Linked DNA regions of Homo sapiens: region 2 is linked to region 1. Evidence: chromatin contacts called from ENCODE Hi-C data. All regions are on one chromosome and are shown on one strand. Each heading gives the region's core, a stretch centred on a gene start or an enhancer-like site at or near the end of the contact. The rest is flanking DNA. Distances are from core to core; before and after follow the strand shown.

What was found. A loop is a pair of places that touch in the nucleus more often than their neighbours do. Pooled maps may share reads with other maps.
Region 2: a loop to region 1 is called in a map of natural killer cell, with 5 times the contacts of the local background. The contact joins the promoter of TAB2 here to the promoter of UST in region 1. A Hi-C loop is called at or near these places in 3 of 168 maps with a recorded cell type or tissue (CD8-positive, alpha-beta T cell, ascending aorta and natural killer cell), 5 of 37 single-sample maps with no recorded cell type and 17 of 50 pooled maps.

The regions. Positions count from the first base shown.
Region 1 is chr6:148,745,721-148,748,335 of GRCh38, forward strand. It overlaps UST (uronyl 2-sulfotransferase), which reads left to right and starts at 1,310. Exons shown (of 8, transcript NM_005715.3): 1 at 1,310-1,957. The coding sequence starts at 1,711. RefSeq lists enhancers at 939-998, 1,059-1,138, 2,447-2,615 and silencers at 1,709-1,798, 2,099-2,268.
Region 2 is chr6:149,316,411-149,319,025 of GRCh38, forward strand. TAB2 (TGF-beta activated kinase 1 (MAP3K7) binding protein 2) reads left to right here and starts at 1,302. Exons shown (of 7, transcript NM_001292034.3): 1 at 1,302-1,605. RefSeq lists silencers at 445-514, 565-1,104, 1,195-2,094 and enhancers at 2,185-2,364, 2,525-2,615.

The DNA.
Region 1 (2,615 bases), core at 60-2,559:
ACGAGTAAGTTCTTTGTCTAGGATAATATTTTGTAATTTTCCACAGAATATTCTTCAGATGCCTAACTTGATGAAGGTTTTCAGGAGCCTAGTCTTAGAATCATAGAGGTTCTTGGCTCCTGGTTCCTTCTTAAATCCAATTGTTCATTACTGGAATATACAAATGAGTAGGGAGCCAGAAATGATAGGCACCAGAAACTGAGGTTTCCATTTCTCAATGTGGCCTGAACTAAATGAATTAAATCTCATCCTCCTATGGGACGTGAAGGAAAAGGGCTCTGGCTGGGAAGTACTGCTGTGCAGTGGTTAGTATAGTGGGTCTGAGGGTCAAATAGATTTGAGTGCAACTCCCAACCCAACTCCTACTACTAGCTTTGGGACCTCGGGTGAGTCACACAGCCCTCAGGTGCTACAGCTTCTATAAATAGTGATATAGTATTCTTACTTAAAGTGTGGCTGATCAGAGCAGCCCTTCCGTGGATCAACCACCCCATCAGAGGATCTATGTCTAGGATTGAGCCTTTTCTGCCCCAGGAGGTTCTTTCAGGTCCAGAGGCTTTCCCGTGGAGGGAAGAGAGGCAGCAATGAAATCAGCGTATAGGCGGACTGGGCTCTTTCCCCTTCATGTCTGCAGGGCAATGACCTCCTAGAGTCCGCTATGCACCCCCCACTTGCCTCTCTGGGCACTGCGAGGTGGAGCAGTTGTAGGACCAGGAAAAGCAAGAACAGAGCGTCCTCTTCGGCTACCCTACCCGGGAGTTCAGGCGCTGCGCCTGGCCCTCTGGGGCGTGTTTGACCATAACTCGCACCGCTTGCTCTTTTCCCATTTCAGCAAAGTCTTGAGCCTGTATTCTAGTACCTTTTATCAGCCTTGGGTAAGCAGCTCGCACGGGGTATATAAGGAGAATCAACTTTCTGAACTGAAAAAAATGTAAATAGTAAAGTCAGTCGTGCTTCTTCCTGCCGGTGACTGTTTACAAGAGGGAAGTCAGCGGGGCCCCCAAGAGGTCGCTGGTGGCGCAGGAACCGCATCCAGATTGTAAAGAACGGGGGAAGGAAAAAAAAAGAAAACACCCAGAAACTTTCTTCCTTGTTGCGAATAATCGCCGCCTCCCCCCCTCCGCCCCCAGCAGAAGCAGTAACGTGACACCCGAGCGAAATCCCGAGACCCGAGCGGAGAGGGAGGGGAGAGGGAGGAGAGTGCTGCGGAGCGCCGGAGGGAGAAAGGGGAGGAGAAGGAGGAAAACCCCTGTCAAGGAGGTGGAGCGAGGGGATGGTGTCCGCCTCCTGTTCCTCCCTGCCGTTTTTTAGAGAAGCCTGAACCGGGACAAAACACGCCGAGACCTACAGACACAAAGCCGGGGGGTCCACGCTGGCGCTGGAGGCGAGCCCCGGCGGCCGCAAGCGAGCCCGAGGCGCGGCGGGGCGCGGGGCGTGGGGACGCTAGCGGGCGCCGGACGGGCGCGGCGCCCCGTCACGGGCAGCGCCCCGAACCGGGGCCGGACACCTCGGCCGCTCGGGCCGCGGCGGCGGGGACCATGCCGAAGAAAGTCTCCTGAGCCCGGCAACTTCGGCCCCTCCCCGCCCCCACCCGGCTGCCCTCCGCGCGGCCCTCCCCATGTGCAGCCGGCCAGCCGGGCTCTCCTCCTCGCGGCGGATGGGTGACCTTTTCCTGGCACGGGCAGGCTGTGGGAGGCAGCGGAGCAGGCGATGAAGAAGAAGCAGCAGCATCCCGGCGGCGGCGCGGATCCCTGGCCCCATGGGGCCCCTATGGGGGGCGCCCCTCCGGGCCTGGGCAGCTGGAAGCGTCGGGTGCCCCTGCTGCCTTTCCTGCGCTTCTCCCTCCGGGACTACGGCTTCTGCATGGCCACCCTGCTGGTCTTCTGCCTGGGCTCCCTCCTCTATCAGCTCAGCGGGGGACCCCCTCGCTTCCTGCTCGACCTGCGGCAGTACTTGGGTAAGGAAGCTGGGCAGGCGCTAGGGCGGCGCCGACAGCGCAAAGTTGTGCGGCGGGGAGAGGGTCGCGGCGGGGACTTCTCGCGCTGCCACCGCGCGCCGCCGCCGCCCCGGGTCTCTCCAGGTGCTAAGCCCGTGAGCATCTGTGCCGCGGTCGGGAGCGCCTTCTTCCTCCCGCGCGTCCGACTGTCCTCACCGAGGCGGGGGCGCCGCTGGGTTGCGCTGCCGGCAGGTACCCCGGGGCGAGGCACCGCTCACCTTCCCCCCGCCCCACCTCCGCCACCCGGATCCGGACTGGGGCGGAGTGGATGGGTGTGTGGGGTGTGCCGGAGTGTGTGTATCTTCAGGCCTGGCGGCGCGGGGAGTGGCGAAGGGAAGGGAAGGTCCTCTTCGTTGCATTGTTAGTGACCGCAGTTCAGTCCCGTCCCGCGCCCCGGGGAGTGTGGGTGGGTTTAGCCCTTTGCCACCGTCCGCTCTGAGAATTCTGTCCCGCAGATCCCCCGCCTGCCCGCCGGCCCTAGTGGCTCCGCGCTGTCCCCGGGCTGGCTTGTCCCTTGGCTGCCGCTGCCCACCCCGCCGCCCGCAGCTAGCCTGGCGCGGGGAACGGGTTGCATCCAGGGGTTTGGGGATGCCCGAGGGCGCTGGTCAGCCTGGCCAGC
Region 2 (2,615 bases), core at 52-2,551, 570 kb after region 1:
CACTGTAGCTACAGTGCTCACACTGGAAATAAAAGTATAAAAATGGTCCTTTAGGATTTTTCTCTGGAGTAAGAATTGTTTCAAGGAAGAAACTGCCAGGGATATGGACATTTTGGACAGGGGCAGAAAAATGCCCTAGTGTTTTGGACACCATGGAAGCGCTAGAATTTTTAAATAAATATTTCACATTGTGAGAAACGTCTGAGTATTAAACACGCTTTTTTTTTCCCTAGGGGGACACTAAACAAATATTTATTTAAGGAGGTAGAAACTTGAAGGCCCCCCCTCTTCCCGCAAAGCTAGTCTTTGGCTCTGCTTCTAGGACTTCTAGGAACGTGCAATTAAAATAAAATCGAAACAACGAAACCCTCGCAGCATTTAGATTTCTTTTTTCCCCCTCAACTGCTCAAGAAAAGTCAGAAGCCGACACTTTTTCCAAGTCTCGAAGTTGCCAGTTGTGAGGCTCCCAAGACGTCTCCCGCACACCCTAGGGACGATTCTGCACGGGTCCCTCCCGTTAGCCGGCGGTGCGATCCGGCTCCAAGGGGGTGTGTCCCGGACCGCAGCGACCCGGCGCCAGCCTCCGCCGCGGGCCCACCTGCTCCTCTCGGCCGCCGCAGCGCCCCGGGGTCCGGCCGGGCCCCCGGACCCCACCCGCGCGGCGCCGCCGGCCGCCCGGCAAGTCCCGCCACCCACTTCCGGACCCGGCCAGCCCCTCCGCTAGGTGCAGCTGGGACGCGAGCTCAGTTCCTTTCTTCCCTCAGCCCAAACTGCTAGCGGCCCCCGTGGCGGGAGGTGGAACCCGCAACCTACCCCCAAGGATGGGGGGCCCAGGCGGAGAAAGGGGGTCCCAGCCCTCCCCGGGCTGCCCGCACCGGCACCCCCCTCGCACGGCCCCAGCGGCGGCCCGCGTCCTCCCTCCAGCCCTAGCAAGACAGGCGTAGAGACTGCGAGTGTCGGGGGAGGGGTACAGGTCGGAGGAAGAGCATCCCCGGGCCGCAGCCGCAGCCGCCGCCGCCGCCGCCGCCTGCTGCTCCCCCGCCGTTCGGCTAGGGGAGGCCTCGTCACAGCCGCCGCCTCAGCCGCGGCTGCAGATCTCGCGGTGTTTGCCGGCCGCCGCGCCGCCATATTGTGTGACAGTATTTTGATTTGGACTGGGCTGGCGGAGCCGCGGCGAGAGCGAGCGAGAGCTGGGGGGGTGGGGGGAGGGCAGGCGAGCGCGAGGGGGGTGGGGGCAGAGGGAGGTGGGGAGGCCGAGCGAGCCGGAGCTGAGGATTGGGGAGCGGCGACGCCGCCCAGCCGTCGTTTTTGATCTGCTGCAGCCGCCGGCGGGGCGACCCAGCCCGACCCCCTCCCCTCCCCCTCAGCCAGGAGCGGTGGCGGCGGCGGCGGCCGGAGGGAGTTGGCGGCGGCGGGCGAGCGGAGGGGGCTGAGCGGGGAGGGAGGGAGGGCTGAGGTGTCCCCCCTGCCGGGTGGAACCGGAGGCGGCGGCGGCGCTGGCGGCGGCCGTGGTGGCGGAGGCGACGGTGGAGACGGCTGCCCTAGTGGGAGAGGCGGCGGCGGCGGCGGCCGAGGAGGAGGAGGGGGAAGCGGCGGCGGCAAAGGGTAAGCGGACAGCGCTGCCGGGCCTCGGCGGGATCCCCAACCTGGCTCTCCCCTCATCGCCCCGCACCCCCCTCCGTCTGGAAGGGGCTCTGCCGCCTCGCGAGGCCCGTGCGGGGCGTTCGCTTCTAACTTGCACTCTTCCTCCCTCCGCCTCTTTCCTTCCCCCAGTGGCGTGGCGGAGAGGGAGGCCCCCCGAGTCCCCCAGTCCGGTGGGGGTGGGGAGCATCGGGCCGGGCCTGGGCTCCGGGGCGTCCGTGCGGGGGGGGAGGGGGAGCTTCATTGGAATCGAGCGCCTAGGAGAGCCCCGGGTGGGGGAGGGCGCAAGGGGCTCGGGAGGGCCCCTCCCTGCGTCGGCGCCCCTGACCCGCCCCCAGGCATGTGTGAGGTGGGGGCGGGGGAGGAAAAATCTCCTTTTGGGGAGCCGAGGTCTAGTTAAAGATGACTCAGGGGCGGGGGTTTTGGGGACAGACACGGGGCAGTTATGTGGGGGTCGGGCGGGAGGGAGAACATCGTTCCTTTGCGGATCTTGGTTTTCTGCAGCCGTCTTTGAAGTGGGGGGCAAGCCCTACTATGAATATGTGGCCCCTTAAATTTCACTGGATGTTTCTGGTTTTCGGTCCCATCAACCTCAAACCCTACGATTGTGGTTGAGTCAGGGAGGCTGCAAGGGTCTCTTGGCGGTGCTGAACAGGTGACAGGTGGATCTTTCTGTTGCTGATGCTGTGAGATGTTCAGGCACAGTCGTACACCAAAGTGTCAGAGACCGTGTGAGTTTGTATTTATGTGTTTGGCCATGTTTCATTCCATATATAGTATATTTGAGATGTTAGGTTTCCATTCTTCAAGTCAGCTTAATTGTTGTGGATAAATTCTTCAAATGTTTCTGATAAGAGGGTTTTCCAGGAGAGCGGAGGGAATTTGCAGCCTCACAGGGGTTTCTCCGTAGTTCACGAAATTTAGGCCCCCAGTGCAGGCTGTTGAGTACCCTTATTCATTGGAAAGTTCTTGAA